Regions from separate parts of the Mus musculus genome. Here all the other regions are linked to region 2. The links are chromatin loops, found by intact Hi-C in ENCODE. Cell type or tissue: heart. All regions are shown on one strand.

Evidence for each region. A loop is a pair of places that touch in the nucleus more often than their neighbours do. Peaks named below come from ENCODE experiments on the same cell type or tissue, not always from the same donor. Only the 100,000 strongest peaks of a DNase experiment are listed, where the experiment ranks them.
Region 1: it touches region 2 in a loop (3.0-fold over the local background); 9 of 42 quality-filtered maps call a loop at or near these places.
Region 3: it touches region 2 in a loop (7-fold over the local background); 9 of 42 quality-filtered maps call a loop at or near these places.

The regions. Positions count from the first base shown.
Region 1 is chr11:95,264,121-95,269,120 of GRCm38, reverse strand. It overlaps Tac4 (tachykinin 4), which reads right to left. Exons shown (of 4, transcript NM_053093.2): 2 at 3,813-3,906; 3 at 1,693-1,752; 4 at 1-661. The coding sequence ends at 549. Among named protein-coding and RNA genes, the nearest start is that of Tac4, 5.1 kb to the right of the region's middle. In heart, no CTCF peak of the experiment used is centred here; a DNase peak (open chromatin) is centred at 2,030; H3K27ac peaks cover 12 bases.
Region 2 is chr11:95,381,628-95,386,627 of GRCm38, reverse strand. Fam117a (family with sequence similarity 117, member A) reads right to left here. Exons shown (of 8, transcript NM_172543.4): 8 at 4,756-5,000. It overlaps Slc35b1 (solute carrier family 35, member B1), which reads right to left and starts at 1,772. Exons shown (of 9, transcript NM_016752.3): 1 at 1,515-1,772; 2 at 724-827; 3 at 12-142. The coding sequence starts at 1,618. In heart, a CTCF peak has its summit at 2,198; DNase peaks (open chromatin) are centred at 2,027 and 3,167; H3K4me3 peaks cover 1,863 bases; H3K27ac peaks cover 1,606 bases.
Region 3 is chr11:95,255,552-95,260,551 of GRCm38, reverse strand. Gm11515 (a long non-coding RNA gene) reads left to right here and starts at 589. Exons shown (of 3, transcript XR_388972.1): 1 at 589-1,113. In heart, a CTCF peak has its summit at 1,916 (motif pointing left); DNase peaks (open chromatin) are centred at 1,161, 1,861 and 4,622; H3K4me3 peaks cover 1,705 bases; H3K27ac peaks cover 1,639 bases; H3K27me3 peaks cover 771 bases.

The sequences.
Region 1 (5,000 bases), 120 kb after region 2:
GCCATAGCCTCAGCACAGAGGGAGATGTCTGTTGGTAGCAACATCAGGAATCTAAAGGGAAGAAGGCTCCTGACCCCGCCCCCAAATACAATACATGCAGCGTCTTCTCCACCAGGGTCTTTTTCTTGTTTCTATTGCCGTTTTAGCCAGGCCCCAAGCTCTCTTCCCACCCAAGGATTAGACATTAGACCTGGGCTGTGTAATGTTGGTCTCTGCTTTTCTGACATCCCACCCTCTACCCTGCATGGCTGAGGAAGCTACCTATTACTGCTAACTCGTCGTTGATTGAGCCCTACTGTGTGCTAGGCCTGGGATACAGAGTGTGAAGCTTTGCTGTAGGGACAAGGGAGAGCTGGGTCAGTCCAGCTTGTGAGGAGGCAGCCGTGCTTTGTGTGTCGTTGCTACCAGATGCCAAGAGTGAGTCCTGGGAGAAAATGCAGAGTGTGACGAGGGCCTGGCAGGAAATACCCAAGTTGAGGACAAAAGACAGGACTGTTGGCTGAGGCTCCTCAGCTGTGATGTTCTGGGGAGAGATGGGTGGCAGAGTGCTACACGTTGCTGGTGGTTAGGGGAGCCTCATCTTCCTCTCGACTCTGGAGGCTTTCTCTGGTCACTGCTCCGGGTCGTGCCCTCTGTTGACTCGCCGCCTGTCTGCAGGTCCCTAAAGCAGTGAAATCACAGGTTCACCTGCCTGTCACATCTCCTCAAAGAGGGCACTGGTCATCTAAAGCCCCTTCCTGGGGACATGGAACTACCACTGACCAGGAAAACGGCTTCTGTCACTAGCTCACTGTGTGGCTTAGGACAAATTACTTTCCACCCCTGGAAAATGATGTCTCTAAGCAACCAGTTCACCCCGTGCATGTAGATTATTCATCTCAAGTTAGTAATTGGGGTGAGTTCCAGAGGACCTCAGATGCGTTGAAAAAGTCTCTCGAGAACAATTCATTCCTGTCTTTCTTCCCAATAGCCAGTGTTTTATCAGGAGAGACAGGGAGGGGCCAGGAGTCAGCACAACAGGGAAACAGCATGGCACTCAGGGTGCCCTGCGTCTGCTCACTATTGGCATCCACTGCCCTTGCTCTGATTCACTGGCTCGGTGCTCCTTCCCAAGCCTGAATCATTTCTTTTCATGCCTGGCTTTAGGAACCACTTAAGGGAATAACTCCTGCTTGTGTGTTTGCATATGTGTGTTGGGGTGGAGGATGTTAGTCGCTCAGGGTATCACCTCTCCCATGGGGCTGCTTACTTAACGATAGTTGTTGAAGCCTAAGACTCTCTTTAAGACTAAATTCCCGACCCAGGGATCAACGTCTTATTCTGTCTCCACTGAACCGAGAGGGCATAGGCGAGGAAAGGTACAACTTTAAGATCATTGGGGTTGGCAGGATGGCTCAGCCTGCAAAGGCACCAGCCAACATGTCTGACCACCTGAGTTGGGTCTCTGGCACGTGGGAAAGAAGAAAACCAACCCTTGACCTCCACACACATATTGCAGCATATATAAACATACACAAATAAATAATCAAAAGGTCATCAGGAGCCTCTTCCCCTCCCTGAACCTCAGCTCTCACCTCCCATGGCCCCTTCTGCTGGATAGAATACTATAGGACCCTCTTCTATCTGACGGCAGTAGGACATCCCGTTGTTTTCCCATGATGCCCTTACCACCCTTTAGATGCCCATGCCTACCTTCTATGGACAAACCTCTCGTGCCAAGGAGATCCTGCACTATACGTCCCAGCTGATACCCTGGTGGGGGGGGGGGGGGAGAAAGAAGAGGTGAAGAGAAACTGTGAAAGAAAGGGTAGTGGGGGCGGGGAGGGGGGCTTGCAAATGCAGCCCTTTTCATTGCGGGACATGAGAGATGCCCTAGAGCCCTTCATTCTTCCATGTCTTTACACATTGGCTGCCCTCTTGCTAATCCTTTCACCAGTATTTCCATGTTCAGAAACTAGGCTAAGTATTAAGGACACAGAGTGACCCAAGCCTGCATCTTCCTGTGGGGAGTTTCCAGGCTGGGAACGACAGTCACGTGACACAGCAGGACTGCACTATGCAGTGTGCCAAGGACAGCACCCTTCCCAGTCCATGGAGGCAAGCTGTCTGCTAGGGTAGGCAATCTCACTCCAGCTGCTAGGGAGGGGGCAGTGAAATCAGCAACGGCCAAAGGGCATGGCCTGATTCCCGTGGCACTCAGGAGTGGTCAGAAGAGACTGGCAGCTTCTGTGTTGTTTCCTTTGAGACAGGTACTTGCTTTGTAGTTCAGGATAGCCACAGGTAATCCCTCTGCCTCAGCCTCCCAAGAGCTGGGATTAGAGGTGTGGGCTACCACACCCAACCTTCCCTTTGTGATTCTCTTTCTTATGAAGGGTTTAAGGAGAATAAAGCCTACCTGGGTTTGCAGTTCTTACATCCTCAGGGGGCCAAGGGCTGAAGCTCTGAGCTCTCTTATCTTCCTGGTTGATGCATTTTCTTAGCTCTGGTAATTCTACAGCTCTGGCTCTGACTCCTACCCCTGCAGGCACTCTCTAGGCGTGCGCATCCCACCCTCTGGGGAACAACCTGAGAGCCCAGTCTTCTGGTCAAGTCACAGCAGCTCTCCAGTGCTATAGCAGCGCTGGCCAGGCATGTCCCCAGCCCGTGCCCCCAGCTGGAGGTCACTGTTTAGTCCAGGGTTGTCAATGGCTAGCACATGGTATGTGTGTATGTCTGTGTGAGTAGATGTGTGTGTATGTATGTATGTATGCGTGGTGTAGCATATGTGTGTATACGCCTGTATAAGTGTATTTGTAGGGGTGTGTGTGTGTGTGTGTGTGTGTGTGTGTGTGTGTGTCAGCCAGAGGTGGACACTGATTGCCTTTCTGAATCACTGTCCACTTTGGTCTTTGAGGCAGGGCCTCTCACTGAGCCTGAAGCTCACCATTTGGTTTGACTGGTTAACCACCAAGTCCCAAGTATCGTCCGGCCTTTCGTTCCCCAGTGCCGGAGTTACAGGTGCACGACCTAGCTTTTCATGTGGGTGTTGGCTGCTGACTTCAGCTGCACATGTTTGAGTTGAGCCATCTCCCTGATCCCTTTTTTTTTTTAAAGGCAGGATCTCATGTAGGCCTCAAACTCACTGTGTAGCTGACAATGAGCTTGAACTTAACACCTTGTGTCTACCTCCCGAGTGTCAGGACTACTGTCATGTGCCACTGTGTTGCACTTATGTTCTACATTTTGACCTTTCCCCCACTAGTGGTCTTAGGTTTTGCTGCTATGATCAACTCAGCAATGAGCCTCATGGTGCAACATCTCAGGGCTCACGTGACATCCTCCCACGAACTTGAGATTTCCTGATGTGAAACTATTGGTGAAAAGGTGCATACATTTCCGCCTCTGATGGATGCAGCCAGTGTGCTCCAAATGGACAGAGCAAGTGCTCGTACTGAGCGTGGCTCCGCAGGACAATGGTGTCGAAGAAAAAAAATCGCAACCTAAGAGAAACAGCTTTTGTCCAGTTGACTCGTCTCCGTCTCTGGGACAGCTTCTGCACAGAACTGACTGGAAAGCCTGTCTCGTTCACATCTCAGTGCCGCTGTCCAGCCTCAGAGCACTCTCCCGTCTCTCTGATGTGGAACCAGGGTGCAAACCATCAGCCCCTCATCTACTGAATAGCCCTTATATACCTGTTACCATTGGCACTCCCTAGAGCATCCTGCTTGATTGACAACTGATAGACAGTGTACCTCACTATCCCATGAGCACCCTCCCTCTCCTGGGTATTGCAGAAGCCACTCTGAGCCACGCTCACAGCCTTTGTCACTCACCTCCCACCCGCTTCCCCATCAGACCATAGAACTGGCGAGTCCTGCTTCTCTTCAACTCCTGAAGCTTAAGTTCAATGCTGGGGACGGGGATTCCCTGGAGAAGCAGAGAGCTAGCGTTAGAGTGTGGTGCTGATGAGGAAAGGGGGAGGGGTGGATAACCATCTCAACAGCCTGGCGCCAGGCTCTTCTTCACGGTTTACCCCAAATAGCACATTGTACTAATGATGATGGAAATCTTCACATACTGTGTTCCTGGCACTGCCCTAAGGACCTTTAATTTAGGTAACATCAATTCTCAGCCAAACCTCATGAAAATAGTGCCTAATACTATTACTGTCACCATCTAACAGATGAAGACATACAGGTGTGTAGAGATGAAATATGTCCAGAAGTAGTGTAGCTGAGAACTGGGGTCAGAACTTGAATCTGAGCCATCTAGATCAAAGGGCAGGCTCTCAAGCACACTCCGGTCAAAATTTCAATATTAACTATTATTAGACTTTGGAGCTGGACATGGCGGCATGTGGTTGTAACCCCAGCACCTAGGTGGCTGAGGCAGGAACACACACACACACACACACACACACACACAGTGGAGGCGGGAGGATTGGCACAAACCAGATGTTAGACTAGTCTATATAGAGCTCCAACCAGCTAGGGATATTGAGTAAGACTGTCTCAACAAGAGAACATGTGATCCCCTGTCTGTTTTACATACATGGAAACTAAGGTTGCCCTTAACTAGGGTAGCACAGGAGAAGCTGAAGCTGGGTCTAAAATGGTCTTTTCCATCTTGAGAAATATCAACAAGGACAGAATCTGGCTGCCCCTTAGTTGTCGGAAGTACCAGAGCTAAGGGCTGTTCTATTCTCTTCCCCCAGCCTCCCAGATTTAGCCTCCCCAGAGCTGGGCATCCTGGGAGGAGCTATTGTCCTTGGAAAAGCCATTTTAATCCTCTAGCTTAGCCCAATTAGCATTACCCTTCCCCAACAGCTGTAGATCCCGTCTCCCTCCCCCCACCCGCTCTGCAACTTTGGCCAAAGCCTTCTCCTTCTTTGGCCTTAAGTCTCTGAGGGATCATCTCTGAACTGAGACTGGCAGGAACCACCATTTCCAACAAGGCTGAAGGAAGATAGGCCACAGCCTCGAGTGAGTCTGAGAACTGGGGACAGATCGGGGACTCTCCTT
Region 2 (5,000 bases):
TGAGGTTTCACCTGAGTTGGATAGTTGACAAACTGCAGGGCTGAGTTGCTGGAGACCATGGCACCCACATAGGAGACAGAACAGGCAGCATAGAGCCAGGTCCGAGTGCGATCCACCCTGGCAGTGTCAAAAAACTGGATCACTGGGAGAAGACAAAAAATAAAACAAAAACAAACAAAACATACAAGAGAAACCCGGTGGGGCAAGGATGGACCACTAAGCAAAAAGTTGAGGCCATAGGAAAGGAACTTGCCTGTCAAGTAAGACCGCTATTTCTATCCTCTTAAGCTGGGAAATCTCTGAAAATTATTCATCGTCCCAGTTCCCCTTAAGCCTAACACAACCACATGCTGAGTGGAGGGAGAGATTCACTGAGTTCAAGAAAGGATGGCTTAACTCTACTGACAGGAACAAAGACATGTTTGAAGCTGACACACAAAGCGAAGTCAAAGGGATAAAGGGGAAAATGTTCTAAGGGCTTTCAATGGGGATTTGGAATATAGACGGCCCAGTCGTCTCCAACTAAAAAGTTGGTATAATTTAGAGGCCTAATATTTTAATCTCATTTCACAGCCATTGGTTTTACAGTCTGTAGAGAAGCTGTTTAAATACTCAAGGGTGTGGAGGTAGGGAAAACTTTGATTTTTAAAGATGAATCCACGTCTATGCCCAGAATATGGGAGGAAGGAGAGTGAGCCCAACAAATTACTATGAGGTACTCACAGATCTTGGCAAACATAGCATTGATCACACACTGGATGAAAACCAAAGTTAAGGCAAAGGTGAATGTCTCCTGTTTGGGTCCTTCTCCATACTTCCCTCTTGTGCTAAGACGAAACACATAAAAAAGCAATTAGTGTGTGCTACTCGGTGGCATCAAGTATGTTCAGATCCACTGAGAGCTTTGGAAGTATCATGCTTTTGTGGGTGTAGTTAGAGTTAGGAAGGATTACTGAGCTCATTTACCCAAAGGAGACGATTTGATTTAAGCCTAAAAACTAAGTCTAAACAGTAGACGCCAACCTACTGCTACCATAGCCTAAGGAAAAAATATCCGTAAAGGACACAGGTAGGAGAAAAAAAAAAAGTCAAGACAGCTGAACAAAAGTATCCCCCGTAGGAGAAAAAAAAAAAAAAAAGGCAAGACCCAGAGCAAGAAGATTAACGGTCTGCAAACACCTCGGGGCTTTCTAAAAATAAAATAAAATAAGACCTGGCTCAGGTCACGGAGCACTCTTGGAATCAACAAAAGTAAAAATATCTAAAGGGAAAAAAAAAATCGCGTTCTAAAACTCCAGAGGCCGGCCCTGAAATTTTAGAATTACAAGGATGCTCAGCTAGCAATGTATAATAGCAGGGTGCAAAAAAAGGTCAGAGGGCCGAGCCGGAGAAGAGAAAACCCTGTACCAGACACAGGAAGCCTGAAGACTAGACCGTAAAATGGATGGTGGAGACTGAATTCCGGCCCTGGCTGGGGGATGCTAGGAGTCCTGCCCCCTCAAGGGTCTGCTCACATCTTCTCCTGCAGGATCCCATAGTAGAAATAGCAGACAAAGACACCCAAGAAGCAGAGCGGCAGGCGCAGCCGATCAGGCACCAGGGATCTACTAGCGGCCATGAGACGCACGGACGAGTCGGCCGAAGATCCGTTCAGAGCAGGTAGCGGTACCGGCGGCGAAGGCGAAAGCTCCAGGCGGACATCGCCGGCCGGCGGCAGGGACCTCATAGGAGCTGCGTGCGACCGCCGGCTCGTAGGCCGGAGCAGCTACCTCCAGATATGCCAGCTCAGAGCTTCCGAGAGGGAAATGCCTCCTGCCCCGGCAGGAGCGTTCTAGGAAAGAAGGAAGGCTTTAAGATCTTGGCTCCATTCCTGGTGGCCAGGAAAGCCAGCCATATCGAGGTTATTGTCTCCTCTTTTAGGTTTTTCCGATCAGGCAACGCCGAGGACATCTACAAGCTGGAGCTCGGTGGGGAGGCCTAGGCGATTACGCGGCGTATAGTGATGACGTATAAGTATGTGGATGTTATCAATTGGCTCCGCAGAGCGAAAATAGACAGATGGGCGGAGAAAGAGGCGGTGAGGCCAGAAGAGAATTAAAGGCTTTTTTTTTTTTTTGCAGTTGGCTGTCAGGCCTCGGCTGGGTCCTAACGCCAAGAACGCTTCATAGAGCCGTAGCGCCCTCTAGCCGCTGCCCAACGTTAGCGACTCCAACCCTGTCTACCCTGTGTTCAAGACCTGGCTAAGAAGTCCAGGTCCTCTTCTTTGGGCAGGGAGCCACCGGGCAGGCTCTGTGATAGGTCAGGGCTCTTATCACTTAGAGGCAGCACATCACGTGTTGCTTAAATTCCGAGCTACAGTTTTCTCGCTCTGCAAACGAGGGGTAATTAGTAATAACCACCCTGTCACTCATTGAACGGTGTGAGGATTAAATGAGCTAAGGTTTACCAAAGTGTTTTATAAACTGTTAAGTGTGCTGTGCAAGTTTGGAGTATTAGTCATCATATTTTCTCAACTCTAATCGTATTTCCTCACCTCTTCGAGGTGAAAAATTCAATTTATTGAAATGCCTTTTAAAAAACAACAAAAGACATAATCACATGTAGCGCAGGCTGTCCTCGAATCTGCTATGTAGAATAATGTTGAATTTACAATCCTTTTCTCTTTACCTCCCTTCCGAGTGTTTTTTTTTTTTTTTTTTTTTTTTTGGTTTTTCGAGACAGGTTTCTCTGTGTAGCCCTGGCTGTCCTGGAACTCACTCTGTAGACCTGGCTGACCTCGAACTCAGAAATCTGCCTGCCTCAGCCTCCCAAGTGCTGGGATTAAAGGAGTGCGCCACCACTGCCTGGCTCCCTTCCAACTTCTTAAGTAAATTTTCTTCAAGACCTTCCAACTCTCCAATGAAGCAACACACACACACACACACACACACCACACCACACCACACCACACCACACCTCTTCCTATTTTTGGTCTCATCCATGGACTTCTCCCTGATTTAACAGTTGGGTCTTCACCTGCTTTGCTAGAATTGCAAAAGCAAGACTTAACACCAGGTCACCAAGTCCCCTACCTAATAACAGTCCCAATTGTCAAGCAGTTGTGGGTCTTGGGTTGCTTTCCTCTAAGCAGGCTTGCTCCTTTGGCACGTCCTCAGGCAAAGGAAGGAAAGGCAGGCAGCACCACACCCATCACTGGGGACCTGACTCACTAAGGCTTTGGGGACAAGCCAGACATCTTTCAAGGCTAGGAGGACTAAGAGAAAATAGGGTCTGTCCCTTTCCTGGTGTCTCCTTCTGGGAGTCACTATACGTTTACTTTCTTGGCCTTTGGTTTATTCTAGTGAATCAGCAGACAGACACTTCCAGGGAACCAAACAGTGAGTCTGGATTCCACTTCTGCCTTTTATTTTCCAACTGGGACCTCAAACAATTCACTTGACCTGGGTTGAGTTTCCCCATGTGTTTTTTATTTTTTTCCAAGACAGGATTTCACTGGCTGTCCTGGAACTCTCTGTAGACAGGCTGGCCTTGAACTCAAGAGCTCCACCTGCCTCTGCCTCCTAAGTGCTGGAATTAAAGATGTGTGCGGTTGCCGCCGCCACCACCTGGCTGAGTCTCCTCAGGTGAGATCAATGGTGATAACCAGCAGGGGGGTTCTTTGGTTAGGAAGCACCAGCTGTGAAGTGGGTCAGGGTGCCAATCCTTACTCCCTGACTTGGTACAGTCTTTTTAGAAAAAGCTGTTTGGATATTCCTTCACTCACAGAATGGTTCTTCTCTCACCCCAACGGTTGTCATATTTTCTTTTTTTTTTTTTTTTTTTTTTTTAAAAGATTTTATTTATTTATATGTAAGTACACTGTAGCTGTCTTCAGACATTCCAGAAGAGGGAGTCAGATCTCGGATGGTTGTGAGCCACCATGTGGTTGCTGGGATTTGAACTGCGGACCTTCGGAAGAGCAGTTGGGTGCTCTTACCCACTGAGCCATCTCACCAGCCCGGTTGTCATATTTTCAATGACATTCTCTTACATCTTCTCATTTGGTTTGCTGGTGATAGTACTTGGGATAGCCTGACCTGCGCTCGGGGGATGGGGGGTGGGCGTTCCTGAAGTCTTCTGAGACAGATATGATTGCACCACTGTATTCCCCCCAGTAGAATGGAAATGCCTTTTGCTGAAATGCTTCATAAGTTCCACGCACTAACAGAATGTTGGGATGGTGATTCCCACTTTGCTCAAACATCTAAGAGCTCTTACATCTGAGAGGCTATGAAAGGACAAGGATGGTTTCTGTGTCCAAGGCTGCACACTCTTGCCTTGGGTACTCACTGGCACACAGATAGGCATGGTAGCTACTGCCTTAATGCTGCTCCAGCTACAAGCCATTTCCTAGTCTCATTTTCCCTGCAAGTACAAGGAGTCCCTGAAATGCCAGACTGTCTCCCTTCAGTTGTATTCACATTCTCTCTCAAGTCCACTGACGCTCAGGAGCTTTTGGGGGACTCTTATTAGAATGGGCCGCTTCCCTAGTGACTTCCATGTCCACTTGCAGGACACATCACATTCTCCATTCTACACAAGATGTCATGTTAATGTGTCTTTGTGAAAAGTCTCTAGCAAGGCCCATCCATACAGCAACTAGACCATTGTATGTTAAATGGAAGTTCCTTCTCTTGAAGACAGGATACAGTGATGGATACAATACCTTCCACTCTACTTCACTCCTCCCATCCCAGGTATTCAGAAAACCCAAACTGCTGGAATACATATTTATTTGGTCTATTAAAATCAAGATCTGCAAAAAATAAACAAACAAAAACCACAATAACCTCTAAACACAAGATATGAAACCTTGAACATTAACATTCTTCAATTTTGTGTAAGCTCTGCAATACGGAAAATATACAAACTTCAAATAGCTGCAAAAATAGTGTCTTTGGGAGAAAATAGAGTTTCTACATCGATACAAGAAAAATAGGCATTTTTCTAATTCAACCCAA
Region 3 (5,000 bases), 130 kb after region 2:
GAAACCTGTGGTGCGCTGCAATAGGGGTTGTTTCAGAATACTAGGACATGCTAAAATGCAGATTCCCTGGTTCAGGCCAGGCTGAACATCTTTTACAGATGTGCAAACAGGCAGGTCAGACTCGCTATAGGCTAGCCTGAGGATCCCAGCATGGGCTCTGGAATAGGAGGTAGCCTTCCCACCATAGGCACAGATAGATTAACTTTAGTCTGTGAGGAGTCTCTCCTCCTCTCTCCTCTCTCCGCTACAGGAGGGAAGTTTAGTGATGGGGCCATAATTTGGACCTCCACACTCTGCCCTGACTCTCTTGAATTACACCCACCCTGGTGTATATTTTTCTTGATGGCACCTGACTTTAAAGAGATGTGTTTGAGGAAGTTTGAGAAAAGGAGAGGAACCCAGAGAAGCCCCCAGACTTCCTCTCTCTCTCTCTCCTCTCTCTCAAGTATGTGGGTACTCTGTCTTCAGACACACCAGAAGAGGGCATCGAATCCCATTACAGATGGTTGTGAGCCACCGTGTGGTTCCTGGGAATTGAACTCAGGACCTCTGGAAGAGCAGATGGTGTTCCTAACTGCTGAGCCATCTCTCCAGCCCCTGTGAGGAGTTTCTGAGCCTCAGTTTCCCTGTCTGCAAACTTGCTACGGTGCAAGCAGTTCATGAATGACTGCGTAAATCGTTCACAGGCACAGCAGACGCCCGAGCCTCGGCATTGGTCTCGAGGTTCTCCACCTCGCCGGTGAAGGAACCACAGTGCATGGGTCAGGATGTGGTGGGCGCACTGTGTGGACACAGCGGGGAGGCACTGGGCAGATGAGAGGGTGGAGGGAAGAAGAGAGAGAAAACCCCAAAGGTCCGGAAGACCAAGAGGGAGGCGGGGCACCAGCTGGAAACCGCGGCTATTTGCAGCATCGCCCTCGGTTTGCGGTCAGGCTGAGGCTGGAAGGCCGGACGACCGGGATCGCAGCCCCGCCCGGTGCCCTCGGCCACCCGGGCGGGCGAGGCCCTAGCCGGCGAGTCCCCTTCGCTGCAATGTTGAGGCGGGTGGACTGGGACGCCGAAGCCAGATGGATGACAAGGCCACCGGAGGACAGACCGCTCTGTCCTCGTAGGGTAAGGGAAACGCAGGGTGGGTGGCAGATTCCGGTTGAGGTCGGACCCGGGGGTAGGCGGGGCCCCGGCAGGATGGGACTTCGGTACTAGCGCAGTCGGGCACGATCGGGCGAGCAGCGCCCTCCAGCGGTCGAGCCGAGCAGTGCCCCCGACTGGCCGAACCGGGGCAGCGCCCTCTATCGGCTGAGGCCGGCAGCAACCCTCACCGACTCAGGAGGGCAGATTGAGCTCCGGAACAACTGCACGTGGGCGGCCCGGGTCCCGGGCGGCGCTCTGGCCGCGGGGCGGGTCGCGGCAGCGGAGAGGCTCCCTGGGCGCCGGGTGGGCGCGAAGGATTGCTAAAGGCTGCGGTTTGGCCAGGATTGCGGAGCCGAGAAGAAAAAGATGCAAGCGGACAGGGATGAAAAAAGAAAAAGCCGAGGGAGAAAAGGGAAACACTAGATGCCGCGGGCGAGCTGCGGGCAGGAAGCCGACGCTTCCGCGCACCCACTCGGCCAGAGGAGGGGGTCGTGGGCCCTTTAGAGGCCGGCTCCCGGAGGCCAGGCGCCACGGGTGGCAGAGTCGGGATTCGAACCTGGGTCTGCATTCGGCTCTTGTTTCGTTCACCTCCTAGATCAAGGAAACGGAATGGGGGGAGGAGGGGGGAAGCGATGACGGGGCTGGGAGGGGCTCGGGTGAGAGGTCTTGGCTGCCCCGTGGAGACACTTGCGGAAGAAGGCCAGATGTTAAGGACTGATCTAGGGACGCCGCTGGACCCTGCTTCCGTCCTACCAGCGCCCCCACGTGGAAGCTTTTGACCGACTCATCGCCCCTCCCAGAGCGCCGCGTGCCCGCGAGTTGGGACCGGGGTGCAGGGTTCTGATGATGTTCTGTTCTTTGCATAGAAGAACAGTAGGTTCCTTCCAGTGGCGGGGGAGTAAAGTGGCTCAGGTCACCCGAGAGCCCAGACCTGGAGCAACAAATAAAAACCCCGTGCTTGGACCCCTCCATTGCAATAGCTTGGACATATATATTCATTCATTCTCTCCCCTTTCCTTCCCCCATCCTCCCTCTCCCCTTCCCCCCTCTTTCTCTCACCTTACTGTTCCCCCTCATTGGCCATGAATTTATTGAACGTCTACTTTGACATAGCAGGGCATCTACAGAAGAGCAGGCACACTGGGCAAAAGGCTCCATCTCTATCCTCACTGGTCCTTACAGTCAGAGTTGGGGTGGACAGATATTTACCCACATTTCCACTACTGAACCCAAATCTCTCATGTTCTTGGCATCTTTAGCCTGTTAGGCTGTTGGCCTCTAGCCCTGGTTTCCCATATCTCTGGCAGGGTCCAGATTAAATTTCCTGAAAGTGTTGCCATATCTACTGCTAGCAAATCAGGATTTGGTGTTATTGTTACTGTTGTTTGGGTTTTGGCGTTCGTTTGTTTTGTTTTGTTCTATTAACCTTTTATTTTACGTGTATGGGTGTTTTGTCTCCACTGTGTCTGCAGAGTGTGGAGGTTCAAATTATGGCCCCATCACTAAACTTCCCTTGCTGTAGGAGAGACAGAGACAGAGACAGAGAGGGGGGGAGAGAGAGAGAGAGAGCACGCTCGAGAGAGAGCACACTTGTAGGGAGTAAGAAGATAACACGAGAATTTTTGTGCAGCGTTTGTTTAGCTCGCTGTCAGCATATAATAAATGGCAGCAATTATTGCTGTTAATAATATAATTAAACGACAACATCCATCTACATTCCCTGGGAAAGCCCAGATTAAGGAAAGTCATGGGGCATTCCCTGATGTTTCACCATTCAGTTGCTTCTTAAAATATGGCAGCTAGGTGCCTGCCATCAGACTGGGTCTCCCTGTATGGAGTGTCTTCCTTAGACAAAATTCAGCATCCTGGATCTTAAAGGGTGGGCACAGGAAGGGTGGTGAAGATGGGATGTTAGGAGTTCTGGGTTCTAGAACTGCCCCTTGCCTCCAGGGGAACAGAGGAGCCTTTCTGAAGTGCTCACTTCTCCCAGCGCCTGCAAACAGTAAACCCTCGGGTCTGACCCCATTAGTGAGGGGAGAGAAGCTCTGTTTAAAACCAGTCTTCTCTTCCTGGAGCCTGGTCTGAGTGCTGCGGTGGAGTGAACTGCTAATTGAAAATGTTGATAATGCGTTGCCCCTGGTCTGCGGAATAGAGCCTCCCTCCAGTTCCCGCCGTCTGCAAAACAGCTTGCTGCTCTCAAAAGGCTCTAGCATGGAAACAGTGCCTAGGAGGGGGGAATCAGGATGGCCGGTCTCAAGGGGCACCTGGGCTAGCCTTAGAGGACATACTTTGTCCTGCTATCCCTGACCATGACCTTGGACATCTAAGCCACCCAAACTAGAGAGGGCAACTGGAGATGAGGAGATGCCCCTGGTCCCAGTCCTAGATCTGCCCAATCCTTCTATTGTCTGTGGTGAACATGAGGCCAGTGTGGGTAGCTTGGGGCAGATGAGGACAGCTTGGGGTTGGGAGAAAACTCCATTTCTGATGTCCAAGCACTTAGGATCGAAGCAGAGGTGACTCTAGACATCAAGATGTCCTGAGTTCCCTGGGCCTAGCAGGACTGGAGCTGGGACCTAGGCTCTGCCATTTCACGTGGGCCTGATCCCTGTTCCTCCGTTCTGACCCTGAAGATACAGACAGCCAAGGGTTATTTCATACCCCGTCTCCACTCAGCCTTCAAGGACTACGTAATGTCAATCTTTATCTTTTTGTTGTTGTTGTTGTTTTCGAGACAGGGTTTCTCTGTATAGCCCTGGCTGTCCTGGAACTCACTTTTGTAGACCAGGCTGGCCTCGAACTCAGAAATCCACCTGCCTCTGCCTCCCGAGTGCTGGGATTAAAGGTGTGCGCCACCACGCCCGTCTCAATCTTTATCTTTTAAAACTTTTTAAAAATATATTTTATTTTACGTGTATGGGTGTTTTTGTCTACATCTTTATGCAACACTTGTATGTCTGGTGCACATGGTGGCCAGAGCAGACATCAGATATCCTGGGACTGGAGTTAAAGAGGCTGTGAATCACCATCGAGTGCTTGGAATCCAATCATCGTCCCTTGGAGGAGCAGTCTTTGAGACAGTCTCACTCTGTAGCCCAGGTTGGCCCTTCCTGGAACTCACCATGTAGACCAGGCTGGCCTCAGAAATCTGCTGGCCTCTGCCTCCTGAGTGCTGGGATTAAAGGCGTGCACCACCACTGCCTGGCCAGGCTGGCCTTGAATTTTGAATCCTTCTGTTTCTGTCGCACTAGTGCTACAACTATGAGTATGCTCTATTCTGCCCAGCTGAGCATCATTTAAAAAAAAAAAAAAAAGTTCACGAACAAGGATCTGGGGCTTGCCTGGGCCATGGCTCTTCAGCAGGGGTAGTGGAGTTTCGTCCTGAGAATGTTCATGTGTATGGGGTGAGGTCAGGATAAGTCGCTGGAATAGTCCCAGGATGACCTGGGGTGGGGCTGGGTGAGGCCAGTCCTGATCTAGAGAAACGTGGGCTGAGCTCAGTGACAGCCAAGGGTGTCCTGGGTCTGAGGTCTGGAGGACAGGAAGTGGGAGGCACTGGGATGATGATGGGGAAATATGGCTCAAGGAGTAAGGATGCCTGGGTGCGCTTCTGGACAGTGTGGCGCTGAGATGCCTGGACTGCCCAGGAGGAGGCACTGGGCTCAAGGAGCAAGGGTGGTGCTGGAGCTGTTAGAGAACACCAAGAACCCTCAAAATGTCTGGGGAGATGGCTCAGTGTGAGGACCTGAGCAAAAACCCAAGAACCCACATAAAAGCCACGTGGGATAGCATGAGTCTGTAGTCCCACCGTCCTAAGGGTAGACAGGAGACTTACGAGGGAGGTTTGAAGATGGATAGCCTGGCATGCC